Linked DNA regions of Homo sapiens: region 2 is linked to region 1. A link is an interaction called in ENCODE POLR2A ChIA-PET data of the cell type or tissue named here. Cell type or tissue: MCF 10A. All regions are shown on one strand. Each heading gives the region's core, and the rest is flanking DNA. Links, peaks and the distances in the headings are about the cores only.

Region 1 (8,706 bases), core at 1,923-6,922:
AGTCCTGCACCATTAATGCCATGCTCCCGCATCATGGTTTTCGTGCTCCTTATTACCCACTTCTGATTTCAGTGATCCAATGAGTCAAAGAGCTTGGGATAACTGTTTTATAATCTGCATTTTCTTGAATCCTAATAAGGCCACACTTTTCACAAGTTTGTGGCCTTTTGTATTTGTTCTTCTGCAAACTGCCTGACTGTACCTTTTGTCCCTCGTTTAACTGGGGCGTTCATCTTTTTCTCACTGATCTTGTGAATTCTTTTACATACTCTGGATGTTGATCCCTCATCTGTTCTCTCTGTGGTAAAGGCCATCTCTCCATCCCACAGTGGGATGTCAAAGCCTCCACACCAAGAAGGAGAAAATTGAGTATTTTGTGTTTGTTACTGGAAAAAAGAAGAAGAGGGGCAGTAAACACACGGAAGTGAAAGTGCCTCCTCCCTCCTTTCTACGCATTAATACTGCATTTGTTTTCATAAAGCCAGTGTTCTGAGTACAGTGGAGACTGGTCCATGCCACAGGCTGTGCTGAAGGAGGTGGTAACAAGAGCACCCACCAAAAGAGGGCTCCAGAATAAACGGGACTGGGAAGGGCTGGATTAAACAAGGCTCAGCAGATGCCTCGTGGCCTGAATCTCCGGGCCCCACCCCACATTCACCTGCACAAAGATGTCCAAGAGAGACTCAGTGCCACTCCAAGCCCAGGTTCCTGGGCTCTGCACCCAGAGGGCCACAGCCTATGTGATGCAGGGAAGCAACACCTTCCAGAATTCGGAGCTTCCAAGCCCACGGGAACCCCAGAGCACAGCTGCATTCATGGCAACTCAGCCCCGCTGTGCGCAAATCAAGTGTGAAAGGCCATTTCCAGCAGGGCTGGGTATCAGACAACACCAGGGCTCCTTGTTGATAACAGTATTGAGATGGTGTGAAAAAAACAGTTCTTACCATTCATGCTGAAGTATTTTCAGGTAAACAATTAAGGCTGTCTGGGGACTGTTAAGTAGGCCGGGGGAAATGAAACGAAATGAACGTGGCAACTGTTGAAGCTGAGTGAAAAATATACAGCGGTTCACTGCAGTCGTCTAATTTTATGTGTGTTGGAATTTCTATAATAAAAATCTTAAGAAAGAAAAATCAGAAAACTTGGGGCAATCCAGAAACTAGACAAAGACAGAGATTTTCAGTCCCTTCAATGAAATGCTGTCTGGCCTCAAAAGCACCTGGATCGCATCCATCCTCAGTCCCTGTGACACCATTTCCAATAAAATCATAACGTGCAATTCTTTTTTTTTTTTTTTCTTGAGACAGAGTCTTGCTCTGTCACCCAGGCTAGAGTGCAGTGGCTCGATCTCCGCTCACTGTGACCTCTGCCTCCTGGGTCCAAGTGATCCTCCTGTCTCTGTCTCGGCCTCCCGAGTAGTTGGGATTACAGGCACCCAGCCCCCACCCCCGGCTAATTTTTGTATTTTTAGTAGAGATGGGGTTTCACCATTTTGGACAGGCTGGTCTTGAACCCCTGACCTCAGGTGATTCACCTTCCTCAGCCTCCCAAAGTGCTGGGATTACAGGCGTGAGCCACCACCTCGCCGGGCCTTGAGTCTTTCTTTTAACAGCATGTGCTAAACTCCATTGTTCATTGCACTGGCTTCAGCCATCCATTGTTAGAATTTAACATTTTTAATTCTTTTTTTTTTTTTTTTTTTTGAGATGGAGTCTCGCTCTTTCACCCAGGCCAGACTGCCATGGCGCTATCTCGGCTCACTGCAAGCTCCGCCTCCTGGGTTCACACCATTCTCCTGCCTCAGCCTCCCAAGTAGCTGGGACTACAGGCGCCCACCACCGTGCCCAGCTAATTTTTTGTATTTTTAGTAGAGACGGGGTTTCACCGTGTTAGCCAAGATGGTCTCGATCTGCTGACCTCGTGATCCCCCCGCCTCAGCCTCCAGAAGTGCTGGGATTACAGGCGTGAGCCACCGTGCCCGGCCTTAATTCTTTACTTTGAAACCATTTCGCCTTTACAGAGAAGTTACAAGAATGGTGCATGAAACTTCCCTCTACTCTTTGCCCAGGTTCACTAATGTGTCACTCTTGCCCCATGGGCTTTATCATGGTCTGAGATGACAATAGTAGGCTGGAGACATCAAGCCCCTTTATCCTTTAACATGGCAGCGTGTATGTCCTATGAGTACAGACATCCTCTTACACCACCTCTGCACAATTAACAAACTCAGGAAAGACAAGTCTGACAACACGTTTAAATAACTTACGCTCACCTTCCAATTTCCTCAGTGGTTCCGTTAGTATCCACGACAGCATGTTTTTCCCTCCAGCACAGGGTCAGGGCCAGCACATGCACTGGACTGCCTTGTCCCTGTGGTGTATTGTATTGTACTGTCTTCTCTACCTACCCTGTGGTGTACTGTATTGTACTGTCTCCCCACCCCGCCCAGCCCCGCCCTGCCCTCCTTTCTCTTCTCTTCTCTTCTCTTTCATTTTTGAGACAGGGTGTTGCTCTGCTGCCCAGACTGGAGTGTAGTGGCACGATCTCGGCTCACTGCAGCCTCCACCTCCCGGGTTCAAGTGATTCTCCTGCTTCAGCCTCCCTAGTAGCTGGAATTACAGGCACATGTCACCACGCCCGGCTAACTTTTGTATTTTTAGTGAGGACGAGGTTTCACCATGTTGGCCAGGCTGGTCTTGAATTCCTGACCTTGTGATCCGCTGGCCTCAGCCTCCCAAAGTGCTAGGATTACAGGCGTGAGCCACCACACCAGGCCCCTGTGGTCTTCTTCAAGCTGGACCTGGCCTGCCCTGTTTCATCGCTCATGTCCTCGACAATTTTTGCTACAGACCATTGTTTCATAGAATGTCCCTCCATTTCGTTTGCTGATTTTTGCTCATAATCAGACTCTCTTCCCCAGATAGAAAGCAACCTAAATGATGTATGCTCTTGGGAAGGACGGCATCCATCTGCCCAAATCTGTGGCATTAACCTGGACCACCCAGGTATTGGGATGCAAATCTCGCCAGTCTACAGTTAGCAACTGTCCCTTGCCAACAAGGAATCTGTGGGGAAATCCTTTGAGACCACAGACATTTCCTGCTCCTCATCAAACATGTCTTCTTTAATGAGTTTAGCACTCATTCATGACGCCTGCCCAAATCAATCCGTACAGTTATTGCTGTAAAATGTGATTATTCCCAACTCGCCTCCCATTTATCAGTTGGCACTTTGCTCTAGGAAGTGCCCTCTCTTCCCCACCCCTCCCACTTAGGTTTTGTAGTAAATTAGTGTTTCCCTATCCACCCAGAAGCTCAGAAAGTGACCTTATTTGGAAATAGTCTTTCCAGTAGTAATAAGGAACATGAGATTAAATCATCCTGTATTTACAGTGGTCCCTAAATCCAATCACTGGTGTCCTTACAATAAAAGGTCATGTGAAAATGGCGATAGAAGTCAAAGTGATATAGCTCCAAACCAAGGGCACCATGAGCCACCAGGAACTAAAAGAGGCAAAAAAGTTTTCTCCCCTAGAGCCCTGGGAGGGATCGTGGCCCTGCCGCCACCTTGATTTTGGACTTCTAGCCTCTAAAACTGTGGGAGAATACATTTCTGGTTTTTAGGTCACCCCGTTTATGGCATTTTGCTACAGCAGGCCTAAGAAACTCATACATATAGTTATGTACTTATTATCAATGGTGAGTCCTGGATGCCTATTTTGTTCCTTGTATAATCCATGCTTGTCTTTATTTATTCTGATGCCTAAATGGTCCCAGACTTGGCTGCAACTCCTTCAAGTTGGCCCCTGAGTACATCTGCCATGCCCCCACCACTTTTCACCACTCACTTGCGTTCTAACACAAGAACACGTTTCAGGCTTATTGTGTATTTTTCCCTGTCCCCATCCCATATTCAGTCATTTCTCCAAGGTTCTCTAGCTCCTTTAAGATGCAACAGTATTGAGAAACCAACATCTGGGCACTAAGAAAGCTCACTGCTAATGAGGTGCTAAGAAATAACTGTTATGTGTAGAGTATGTTTTACAAATTACGGTGCATAATTTAACATAATATATACCAAATATATATATAAATGAAAGCATGAGTTACACTGATACCTCCAATTCCAATTCAACCCCTCCAGATTCTTCCTTGCCTTCCCCTATTCCATCCTTATATCTCCCTCCTTCCTCAGTGAGCACCCTGGCTACAACACTATTAACACACTTCTTATCTGTCTAATCTCACAATTCACACAAAGTCATTTCAGAATGGATATACCCACACCACTATGAAAATCAAACCTACTAAGAAGGGTGCCAGTTTTGCTTTCAGGTTGTTGTTTCTCCTGTAGGCTGAGGATACACCGTCAAAGCACTGAGTCCAACATTACGGTTTCTTTTCCCCCATCTGTGTAGTCATGTTACTCATTTGCAACACATTTGCATTTATGTGCTTCTTTGTATTCAATTCTAGTTTCCTGCTATTCTTAGTGATTTATTTTTTGAACTTGTAGAATGTTAGCATGTTCTAAAAGTCAAAAATATACCAAAAAATGAGAATAAACTAATAGAAAGGAAACCACCTCAACATAGTAAAAGCCATATACGACAAGCCCAGCAAACATCACACTCAATGTTAAAAGACTGAAAGCTTTTCCTCCAAGATCAGGAACAAGACAAGAATGCCCATTTTCACCTCTTCTATTCAACACAGTACAGTCATGCGTTGCTCAACGATGACGATACATTCTGGGAAATGTGTCCCTGGGCAATTTCATCATCATATGAACATCATAGAGTGTCCCTCACACAAACTGCACACCTAGGCTATGTGGTGTAGCCTACTTCTCCTAGGCTACAACAAACCTATACAGCATGTGGCTGTACTGAATACTGTAGGCAACTGTAACAGGATGGGAAGCATTTGTGTATCTAACCATATAAAAGGCACAGTCATATACAGTAGTGTTATCTTATGGGACCACTGTCATATAGGTGGTCCATCGTCTGAAAACATCATTATTTGGCCCATGACTGTATTGGAAGTTCCAGGCTGAGCAATTAGGCAAGACCAAAAATAATAAAAGGCATCCAAATTGTAAAGGAAGAAGTAAAATTATGCCTATTTGTAGATGATACGACTTTACATACAGAATAAGAGCTACAAAAATGCTATTTGAGCTAATAAGCAAATTCCACAAGCTTGCAGGTTAGAAAATCAACACACAAAAATGTTACATTTCTGTGCACTAACAGTGGGCAATGTGAAAAGGAAATTTAAAAAACACAATTCCAATTACAACAGCTCGAAAAGAATAAAATACTCAGGAATAGATTTAACTTAAGAGGCAAAAGACTCATACACTAAAAACTAAAAAACATTGCTGAAAGAAATGAAAGGTCTAAATAAATGTTAAGACATCCTGTGTTTATGGACAGGAAGACAATACTGTTAAGATGATGGCCAGTGAGGTGGCTCATGCCTACGATCCCAGGACTGGGGTGGGGGTGGGGAATCCCTTCAGCCCAGGAGTTCAAGACCAGCCTGGGCAACACAAGTGGACCTCCATCTCTACGAAAAAAAATCAAAGAATTAGCCAGGCACGGTAGCGCGTGCCTGTGGTTCCAGCTACTTCAGAGGCTAAGATGGGAGGATAACTTGAGCCCAGGAGGTAGAGGCTTAGCCCAGGAGGTTAAGGCCAGAGGTAGTGAGCCGTGTTTGCACCACTGCACTCCAGCCTGGGTGACAGAGCAAGACCTTAACTCAAAAAAAAAAAAAAAAGTTAATACTACTCAGATCCATCTACCAATTCAATGCAACCTCTACTAAAATCCCAGTGACATTTTTGCATAGCAATTTGTGGCTACTGACACCTGAAATGAAGCCAGTGAAGGGGAGGAAGTGAATCTTTAATTTCTTTTAATTTTAATTAATTTTAACTTATATAGCTGTGTGTGCCTGGTGGCTACTATATTCCACAGCACAAGCCTACAATGAGGAGTTCAGGCCTAAACATTTCCTTATTTTAACTGCCCATTGTGTTAACTATCCCTCCAGGAGGGTGTGGAAACCATTAGGCTAGGAGTATTTGGGATTTAGGGGAACCCTCCCCCACTCCAGGAGGACTTGAAGCAGCCGCCACATTCTCCTCTGATAACATCTAGAAAGTGACAGAGTGCTTACTGAAGCTCATTCCAGCGACAATTAAAGACATACACACCACTTCCCACTAGAACTTAAGGATTTCTAGAGGACCAAGCTACTTAGTCGAATTAAGCTACATTTTTCTGTAATTATTTCCTTCCCTTTAGCTTTTGAGTTTTTTGCTTTTTTCAGAGATAGGACTTAAAAAGAAAACACCCACAGAAATCCCAAAAACAGTGCCAACCACACCAATAAAATTCCCTATTTTGTAAAAGCTTTATGAAAATTCCCAACACTGTTCAACAATTCTTTGGCCACTCTACGAATATGATTTTAAACAGATTACACCCCAGACATATTTTATGACAACTGCACACGCAAGCAAAGCTGTCCCGCCCTCGTTTCCAACTTGGCAAGCTCTTCAACAAAACCAAATAAATACATGCTAGAAAAAGGCGGCTGCTACAAAACCCCGGCCAGTTGCAGCTATAATTAATGGGCTGGAGCGCCTCTTGTTGCTTGGATTTTTACTTTCAAAACTCAAGAAGCCCACACTACCCACTGAAAGCCTCAACAGTGTTATGGTGGTGTTGTGGGGCAAAGCAGAACCTAAGAGCCCAAAGGGTCACTGAGAAGTAATGTTTTCAAAGCCAGTCCCTTCAACCCAACAGTCCCTTCATGAAATTGCTATTGGCCATGCAGCTGGGGTGCAACCAATAAAAATCCAGACCTAGCTAGCAATGCTTCCACTGCAAAACAAAGCCCCCTGGTTTCTTTACTTTGAAACCTTACATGCTTGGTATTCTCCACTTGGTGGTCACCACGGGGCTCCCAAAAAGGAAATATCCTAATGACAATGTATGGAGTCACAACCAATGGGCAAGAGCAAGGAAGAGCCCGCCCCGAGGAGCCCCCAAGGAGGCACCTCAAGGTAAACCCAAAATTGGGCTGCCCAGCCCTTCACCACGTGGAAACCACAAGACGCTGATGGGGTGTGGAAGAGGAGGAGGAGGGAGTCCTTCACAGTGTCCCCTCCAGGTTCCCAGGGAATGAACCAGATAAACACCAAAAGGAAAGGCCTGTCATCAAGGAACCATTTTAGAAGATGGTTATAAACCCTGGGAAGGAGTAACAGTTTGTAGCGTTAACTTTCTTTTCCCTGACTACAATGTGGAATTATATAATTAGAACTCTCCAAGGGAAAGGATTACAAAGAGTACACAAATTTCCAGCACTACAACAGACTAGCCAGGTCCTGCAGATTAGGGAGCTCAAGTCCTTCACATCCAGTTCCCATTTCACTAATAACTTTTCCCATCCTGGCCTCTCAGGGAATGCATTTTAAAGGAGTGCCAGTCCACCAGCTGAAACCTTTCTAAAGGGGATTAATCTTCCCTACCTGTCAGATGAGCTGTTCGTACCCCTGTATTTCTATTCCACTGATTTCAGAAGAGCTTCCAAAGAAAAGAGCAGTGTAAAATTCAGACTCTGCCAGACTTAATCTCTTGGAGGTTAAATCCAGGCTAACTGTTTAAGGGGCAACAAGTGATTCACTGCAAACCACACTTAAGAGAGAGACATACAAACACCAATTACAGCAGCACTTTGAATAAACAATAAAAAAAAGGTTTCACAATAAAAATAAAAATGTTGTTTAACATTGCCTTAAAAATCTGCAGAGCAGTCACCAAAAACTACCCCTGGAAAACGCACATTTTAAAAAACCCATGTTGCTTTTTTACATATAAAATATAAAGCAGACTTGTCAGTTTTCCATGATTTGCTTTACTAATTAAAAGTTCAGCTTGGCTTTCCAGAGCCCTCTCAGTTACACTGAGTGTCACATAGGGTCCACGGCGATCAGATTTTCAGGGTGACATGCTTTATGAAGTGGACATGAGAGTTAAGCAGGATCTCACAATTATACTGAAAAATTTCAAATGTGTAGCTCTGTGCTTGGTACACAGCCGTAATAAGAAAAATATGTTGCCTTACTATATACATAAAAACTTTTCTTTTTCCACAAAGTCTTCTTATTCAAGATGTTTCCATTTATTTTCTTCTAGATGGATTTCTTCTAGACGGATCACTATCATTATTTATTACCACCATCACTCCAGGGATCTGGGCCAAAAGTAAACACTACACTGCCAAAAATGGGGGCTGGGGGGACCCTAATGCTCCATCGTTCCCCACCTACCCTACCTAGGATTGGTATATAGTCCCAAATCAGTATTTGTCATCAGAGGAAACAGAGTCTTGCTATTAAAATGTGGAATAAGAACTTACAAATCCTTTTAGAAAAACCCCTAAATAGTTTTACATAATAAATTATTTCGTGGATAAAACACACTCAAATAACAGGGACTCCTCTTTTCACAGCAGAAAAGATCCCAAACACTCAAATCTCCTGTAATCATATAATTTTATTATTATTTTGAATAAAAATTATCATACTCTTTGGATTTTGTTAACCTAGCCATACAGAACGAAGAGAATTATATCCTATGCCCTCTCCTATAAAGATTATGAGTATTTCACTAGAAAAAGAACAGGGTTC
Region 2 (8,706 bases), core at 2,183-7,182, 63 kb after region 1:
CTCATTTCCTTGCAGACAGACTTGGCTAGAAAATCTAGCCGAAGTGGAGGCATTTAATGAAAAACCTTGACAGAATGAGAATCTGTTAAAACAGGTACTTTTAAAAGAACAAACTTGAGCTAGTCATTAGATATTGTTTAGATAGATAAGAAACAGTTTAGTAACAAATCTGTTAAATCTACACATATTCTGTGCCTTATCATCATAAAATAATCTTCTGGCTACATCTTTTTGTTAAGAAGTATAAGGGCTAGTCTTGTGTTAATAGTTTCAAGAACCATTTTCTTGTAACCTTGAGACTTGCTTATGGTTGTCACAAAATAGTCCAAATTTTTAGACTATTTGACATAGACAAGTATAGACTGGGTTTGTTCTTACTAAAAGCTGACTTTTGGCCGGGCGCCATGGCTCACGCCTATAATCCCAGCACTTTGGGAGGCCAAGGTGGGTGGATCACCTGAGGTCGGGAGTTTGAGACCAGCCTGACCAACATGGAGAAACCCTGTCTCTACTAAAAATACAAAAAAAATTAGCCGGGCGTGGTGGTGCACGCCTGTAATCCCAGCTACTCTGGAGGCTGAGACAGGAGAATCGCTTGAATCCGGGAGGCAGAGGTTGCGGTGAGCTGAGATCACGCCATTGCACTCCAGCCTGGGCAACATCTCAACGAAAAAGAAAAAAAGAAAGAAAGAAGAAAAGGGCCGGGCACGTTGGCTCACGCCTGTAATCCCAGCACTTTGGGAAGCTGAGATGGGCAGATCACGAGGTCAATAGATCGAGACCATCCTGCCTAACATGGTGAAACTCCATCTCTACTAAAAATACAAAAATTAGCCAGGCGTGATGGTGGGCACCTGTAGTCCCAGCTACTTAGGAGGCTGAGGCAGGAGAATTGCTTGATAGATAATCGCGAGATTCCATCAAAAAAAAAAAAAGCTGACTTTTTTTTTTTTTTTTTTTTTTTTGAGACAGAATTTCACTCTGTCACCCAAGCCGGAGTGCAGTGGTGCAGTCTTGGCTCACTGCAAGCGGGTTCAAGCGATTCTAGTGTCTCAGTCTCCCAAGTAGCTCCAATTTATTAGATATTGTACTGCCAAGAATGAGTCTCTACATTTCTTATATTTTCTCTTCTAGTTTCCATCTCTCTATCCCTCTTACCCTGATATTTCCTTAATTTTGTCTCCCACCTACCTACTGAACTTTGTTTAAAAAAACAGCTGGGCGCAGTGGCTCACGCCTGTAATCCCAGCACTTTGGGAGGCTGAGGCAGGCAGATCATCTGAGGTCAGGAATTCGAGACCAGCCTGGCCAACATGGTGAAACCCCATCTCTACTAAAAATACAAAAATTAGCCGGGTGTGGTAGTGCATGCCTGTAGTCCCAGCTACTCAGGAGACTGATGTAGGAGAATGGCTTGAACCCAGGAGGTGGAGGTTGCAGTGAGCCAAGATTGCGCCACTGTACTCCAGCCTGGGCAACAGAGCTAGATTCCGTCTCAAAAAAATAAAAATAAATAAATAACAGGCTATTTTCAAGAGCTCTGTCCCTGATTATTCTCGATTCATGAGTGCAGATTTTCTCTTCCAGTTCTGATGGTATCTAACCACAGGAGGATGTGTGAATACTTTGCTACCTGAATTGTCTCTGTTCTGTTTGTTCTGCTGTGTCTGCCCCTCCCGCGCTGGTAATCCTTGCCTCTCTGCTCCTATTTAAGACTAAGGCGCTAGGACGCTGGTTGTGCTGCGTGTGTGTGAGGGAAGCTTGAGGCTTGGTGGCTCCCACCAGAGCGTGGTCGGCAGGAAGCCAAGTCTCCCCTCCACAGATCATACCTACAGGTCTTTTCTCCAGGAATGGTTCTCAGAGGGGTGGCACCGGGCAGTGAGACCCCGCCTGTCAGAGTTCTGGAAGAGGGCAAGTGTGCTGGACACAGACGCCATGCATAGACCGCTCCTGGGCAGACCCTGTTGCCCCAGCTGGCAGCAGGCCACCCTCGGCTGTCAGCTCCCCCCAGGCCCGCCTCCCTCGTAGGGAGCCCTCGACAGCCTTTCTGGGCACCCGCATGGGTGCCTGATGGAGGTGAGCCTGCTGTCTACTGGAGCAGCCCGGGTAGGTCTGCCACTGTGTAGAGAGAGACCAGGGAGAGGCCGCACAGCCGGGCAGGGAACTGGGCCCCTACGCATTACTGGGCGCAGTACCCCAGGGGCGCAGGCAGTTCTCCCTCGGGCTGCGGGCCCCTGGCGGGGGGCGCGGTCCTTCCTCAACCAGGGCAGGAGCCGTGGGTCGCCAGCCAGGCTTCCTTCTCACCAAGCAGTCGACGTGAAGGTCCCAACAGGCTTGAGCCCGGTTGTCCACAGCGGAAGCCTCAGTCATTTATTTCTCAGTGAAGTCCCTGCAGGGACTTGGGCGGCTCCATTTTCCTCTCCCCTACAGGCGTTTCCTGGGATCACCTCCCACATAGCTGCTTGCACTTCAGTCCTTCTCTCAGGATCTGCTTCTGAGAGAGCTGGAACCCACCCACATCGTAGTAGACATTCAATTAGATGCCAAGACGCGGACTCTCAGACCTCACTGTGCTACAGAGCGCCCTCTCTGCCGGGCCCTGGGCTGGAATCATCCGCGCTCCTGCCATAGCGTTAATGACGGCCCTAAATGTTACCTCTGCTCTTGCTGCGTGACGCCGTAAAGCCGATTGTAGTACCTTATTTCGCAGACGAGGAAACAGCCTCAACGAGCTCCCTGAGGTCACATGGCTAAGAAACTGAGAGACCATTACTGAAATTCCAATTCCCAATTCCCATCTTCTTGACTCCGAAGCTCTATGTTCTTTTTTTTTTTTTTTTTTTGAGACAGAATCTCGCTCTGTCGCCCAGGCTGGAGTGCAGCGGCGCAATCTCGGCTCACTACAGCCTCCGCCCCGGGTTCAAGTGATTCTTGGCGCCCCAGCTGCCCAAGCGTCAGCCTCCCAAGCTGCTGGGATTACGGGCGCGGCCACCAAGCCTGGCTTTTTTTTTTTTTTTTTTTTGTATTTTACTAGAGATGGGGTTTCGCCATGTTGGCTATGGCTGGTCTTGAACTCCTGGCCTCAAGTGATCCACGTTGGCCTCCCAAAGTGCTAAGATTACAGGCGTGAGCCACTGCACCCGGTGGAAAGCCCTATGTTCTTTTATTTTCTTTTTGAGACGGAGTCTCGCTCTGTTGCCCAGGATGGGGTGCAATGGCATGACCTTGGCTCACTGCAACCTCCGCTTCCTGGGTTCAAGGGGTTCTCCTGCCTCAGCCTCCCTAGGAGCTGGGATTACAGGCACCCACTGGCTAATTTTTAGTATTTTTAGCAGAGACGGGGTTTCGCCATGTTGGCCAGGCTGATTGGCTGATCTCGAACTCCTAACCTCAGGTGATCCACCCGCCTCGGCCTCCCAAAGTGCCGGGATTACAGGCCTGAGCCACCGCGCCCAGCTGGAAAGCCCTGTGTTCTTAACATTTAAGAGTCTATTCTGCCTGGAAAGAAATCAGATAAAGAGCAATTCAAAAACAACAAAAGTTGGGAGGCCGAGGCGCGCGGATCACGAGGTCAGGAGATCGAGACCATTCTGGCCAACATGGTGAAACCCCGTCTCTACTAAAAATACAAAAATTAGCTGGGAGTGGTGGCATGCACTTGTAGTCTCAGCTACTCTGGGAGGCTGATACAGGAGAATCGCTTGAACCCGGGAGGTGGAGGTTGCAGTGAGCCGAGACCCTGCCACTGCACTCCAGCCTAGTGACAGAGCGAGACGCTGTCTCAAAAACAACAACAACAACAACAACAAAAGAATATTCATCAACAAAGTACTCAAGACTATAATAGACACGTATTCTCTAAGAAATAAGGCCGGGCGCGATGGCTCACACCTGTAATTCCAGCACTTTGGGAGGCCGAGGCGGGCGGGTCACGAGGTCAGGAGATCGAGACCATCCTGGCTAACACGGTGAAACCCTGTCTCTACTAAAAAAAAAACAAAAAAATGAGCCGGGCATGGTGGCGCGTGCCTGTAGTCCCAGCTACTCCGGAGGCTGAGGCAGGAGAATGGCGTGAACCCGGGAGGCACAGCTTGCAGTAAGCTGAGATCGCGCCACTGCACTCCAGCCTGAACGACAAAGCGAGACTCCATCTCAAAAAAAAAAAAAAAATAATAATAATAAATAAATTAGTTTCTCTCACTTTCTTGTTTTAAAAGTAATTTTTGACATAAAAGAGAAAAAAGCAGACGCTGTAATTTGAAGGGGAAAAAACCTTACATTTAAAAGTAGAAGGTAGACTTTTCAGCCAGAACTGCCATCTTTCAGTAATTCGCCAAAATGACGAACACAAAGGGAAAGGGGAGAGGCACCCGATATGTGTTCTCTAGGCCTTTTGGAAAACATGGAGTTGTTCCTTTGGCCACGTATATGCACATCTATAAGGAAGGTGATAATGTAGACACCAAGGGAATGGGTACTGCTCAAAAAGGAATGGCCCACAAGTGTTACCTTGACAAAACTGGAAGAGTCTACAATATTACCCAGCATGCTCTTGGCACTGTCGTAAACAAACAAGTTAAGGGCAAGATTCTTGCCCAGAGAATTAATGTGTGTATTGAGTACATTAAGCACTCTAAGAGCCGAGATAGCTTCCTGAAACGTGTGAAAGAAAATGATCAGTAAAAGAAAGAAGCCAAAGAGAAAGGTGCCTGGGTTCAACTGAAGTGCCAGCCTGCTCCACCCAGAGAAGCACACTTTGTGAGAACCAATGGGAAGCAGCCTGAGCTGCTGGTACCTATTCCCTATGAATTCATGGCATAATAGGCGTTAAAAAAAATAAAAGACCTCTGGACTGTTCAATGAAAAAAAAGTAGAAGGTGGGACACAGAGAATCTTACAGCTTAGGGGAACAAAGGGGTTGTTAGAAGTTAGTGGAGATCCAAGAGCCCTTTGGAAATTATTGTTTGTCCAAGATTTTATATTCCAGGGCTATTTTTAACCCATTTTGGATTGCTGTGTGGTAAAGAGAAAAGTACTGTATGGTAATGAACAGGAGTTAAGAGTGGGTCTGGGTTGTGTCCTGGTTGTGAGATCACAGTCAAGTGAATTAGTTTTTCTGTCTCTGCTTTCTCACCTGTAAGTGGATTTTGTGGGGTTTAAAATGGGATGCAATTTATTAGAGAGCTTTGAGATATAATACAGCAGATACAAATATTCTACAACCTTGAGTAATTTTACGATAAGTCTTGGGGAGAAGAATGGGGAAGATCCAATTAGGTCCCCTGACCTGTATATAAATGAGAATCTGCATTCTAGATCTACAGAGCTGGCACAGATTTCTTTCTTATGCAGAATCTCTTCTCAAAATATTTTTTTACAAAGTCTTTTACGAATATGAAAGCTCATGGAAATATCCTGTTCAACTTTGAAACTTGGAATTTTGTTTCTATGAAATTGACAAGTGAATGTGTGACAGTATTTCAGAAACAATAGAAAAGAAGGAATAGAAACAGCTGGTAAATTCTTTAGATGTGAAAGTGGTTTTTCTTTTCTTCTTCTTTTTTTTTAACCAGACTCTGATCCTGAAAAATAAGCATCCCCAAAATCAGAAAACAGTACATATTAGCTGCTGAAAACTGAGGTTGAACCCAATTTTACCCTGTCTTGTTTAACTTCAGTTAGGAATGGAATTAAAGAGATAGTTTTGTTTTGAACTCTTGACCACTGGAAATAAAAGGGAGTGAAGTGTGCAGGTAGCCAAAAATCCACCTAATTCACCTCCCATAGCACACTCACATTTGTTTTGTTTTGTTTTGTTTTTTTGAGAGACAGAGTATTGCTCTGTCGCCCAGGCTGGAGTGCAATGGTGCGATCTTGGCTCACTGCAACCTCCGCTTCCTGAGCTCAAGCAATTCTTCTGCCTCAGCTTCCCGAGTAGCTGGGATTACAGGTGCCCACCACCATGCCCAGCTAATTTCTGTATTTTTAGTAGAGACCGGGTTTCACCATGTTGGCCAGGCTGGTCTCGAACTCCTGACCTCAAATGATCCACCCACCTTGGCCTCCCAAAGTGCTGGGATTACAGGTATGAGCCATCGTGCCTGGCCCACTCACATGTTTTTAATGATAGTTTATTTTGGAGTAATTTTCCATTCATTTAACAAACATTCATAAATAATCTATTCAGTGTTACTTATGCTTCTGAGGGAATAAATTAAATACTAATCAAATGACATAGATTTGATTTATCTGTGGCATGAAGGCCACCATTACAGATAAACCATAAAAGGTTGTTACCTTGGAATTCTAAAGATTTATAAAGTGAGGTACAAAACAACAAAATCAAGAATAAATATAAAATTTATTTATAAATATTTAGAACCCATATTAATTTCCCAAATAGTCTCAGGATGTAAGGCCTGCTGCAGTAGCAGTTTCAGAGAGGAGTGGATACCAGCACCCCACAACCTGATTTAAAATAATAAAGTCCAGATGCTCTTGCCAAAAAAGAGGTCAGCATCACTCACTGCCATGACCTGGATCGTATTTCAAAAGTGTCAAATCAAAGCTGTCCCACCAAAGCCTGATTTCTTAATGAATTCCTTATGCATTTCATCTCTTGAATACAAAAAGTTGGGTATCTGTTGTGGAGTAAAATTTAGATGTAAGAAACAAAACCCAGCGAGTGTGATCCTATGTGAAATGCATCCCCATGCAGTTGGTCTCTTACTGTACGAGTTATTTACTGCGTAATTAAGATGCTTTCATTTAAAAAGCCACATCTGAGAATCATCATCATATTTACAGGGAAAAGGGAGTGTGAGCTGAAGGAAATTTAGTAGAAATCTAGACATTTAAGTCTTTAAAAAATGCTGACATTCTGTCATGTTGATCCAGCACTATCAAGAGTAAAATCTAAAAATTTTGTCATTTCGGTATGTTAAATGCCGGCATCTTTTCTGAAGAAAGATTCCAGCTAAGGGGGTGGTTTCCAGTCCTAACTTATTATGCTCAGTATAACTGGATACTGAATAGCAAATATTCTTTTTTTTTTTTTTTTTTTTTTTTTTGAGACAGAGTCTCACTCTGTTGCCAGGCTGGAGTGCAGTGGCGTGATCTCAGCTCACTGTAACCTCCACCTCCTGGGTTCAAGCGATTCTCCTGCCTCAGCCTCCCAAGTAGCTGGGACTACAGGCGCATGCCACCACACCTGGCTAATTTTTATATTTTTAGTAGAGATGGGGTTTCACCATGTTGGCCAGGATGGTCTTGATCTCTTGACCTCGTGATCCACCCGCCTCGGCCTCCCAAAGTGCTGGGATTACAGGTGTGAGCCACCATGCCTGGCCCTGAATAGCAAATATTCTTTTTGAAGAAGAGAAAAGGAGACCTCAGGGTGATTAGATAGATAAATAGATACATCAGACCGACAGACAGATGGATGAACAGATGAATGGACAGATAGACTGATGGGTCAATGAATGAAAGGATGGATAGGTGAGTGGGTGGGTGGATGTATGTATGTATGTATGGATGGATGGATGGATGGATGGATGGATGGACAGGTATAAGTAGATAGCAGTATCATCAGCTTTTGGAAAATAGTAACGTCTTTACTTCAGATTAGCAATCAACATGATATTTTCTCAGAAAGATGCAGCCTTAAACCCTAATAGATACTTGCCCAAGAATTCAGAGGTATGAGGCTCTGTCTTTTATTTTATTTTATTTTATTTTTTGAGACGGAGTCTCGTTCTGTCACCCAGACTGGAGTGCAGTGGTGCGATCTCGGCTCACTGCAACCTCTGCCTCCCAGGTTCACACAATTCTCCTGCCTCAGCCTCCAAAAAGTAGCTGGGATTACAGGCACATACCACCACGCCTGGCTAATTTTTTTGATATTTTTAGTAGAGACGGGGTTTCACTATGTTGGCCAGACTGGTCTCGAACTCCTGACCTCGTGATCTGCCCGCCTCGGCCTCCCAAAGTGCTGGGATTACAGGCGTGAGCCACCGTGCCCGGCCGAGGCTCTATCTTACAAATGGCTTAAGTATACTGAAATTGAAGTATGAAAACTTTGTTCATTCATTCATTTATTCATTCATTCATTCAACAAATCATTATAGAATGTCCACTCTGTACCAACGCCCAGCAATGACGCCTGTCACTATGGAACTTAATGGTTCATTCCCATTTTTATTTGTAAAGTCATAAATGACACTTCTAGTTCAAGAACAAGAAAGTATAGATGGCTTGCTGTGGTGGCTCATGCCTATAATCCCAGCACTTTGGGAGGCTGAAGTGAGCAGATCGTTTGTGGTCAGGAGTTCCAGACCAGCCTGGCCAACATTATGAAACCCTGTTTCTACCAAAAATACAAAAATTGAGGCTGGGCACAAAGGCTCACGCCTGTAATCCCAGCACTTTGGGAGGCCGAGGTGGGTGGATCACGAGGTCAGGAGATTGAGACTATCCTGGCCAACATGGTGAAACCCCGTCTCCACCAAAATACAAAAAATTAGCCAGGCATGGTGGCAGGTGCCTGTAGTCCCAGCTCCTCGGGAGGCTGAGGCAGGGGAATTGCTTGAACCCAGGGGGTGGAGGTTGCAGTCAGCTGAGGTCACACCACTGCACTCCAGCCTGGCGACAGAGCAAGACTCCGTCTCAAAAAAAAGAAAAAAAAAAAATTGGCGGGGCATAGTGGTG

The links. Peaks named below come from ENCODE experiments on the same cell type or tissue, not always from the same donor. Only the 100,000 strongest peaks of a DNase experiment are listed, where the experiment ranks them.
Region 2: POLR2A ChIA-PET joins it to region 1 with 5 read pairs; 4 of 35 experiments call an interaction of 5 or more read pairs at or near these places.

What each region holds. Positions count from the first base shown.
Region 1 is chr9:91,939,313-91,948,018 of GRCh38, forward strand. All of the region lies in intron 1 of ROR2 (receptor tyrosine kinase like orphan receptor 2), which reads right to left. Among named protein-coding and RNA genes, the nearest start is that of ROR2, 6.6 kb to the right of the region's middle. RefSeq lists enhancers at 667-1,181, 5,899-6,400. In MCF 10A, for the core only: no CTCF peak of the experiment used is centred there; a DNase peak (open chromatin) is centred at 4,749.
Region 2 is chr9:92,001,724-92,010,429 of GRCh38, forward strand. LOC107987094 (a long non-coding RNA gene) reads right to left here and starts at 2,783. Exons shown (of 3, transcript XR_001746836.2): 1 at 2,305-2,783. It also overlaps the pseudogene RPL21P82. In MCF 10A, for the core only: no CTCF peak of the experiment used is centred there; no DNase peak of the experiment used is centred there.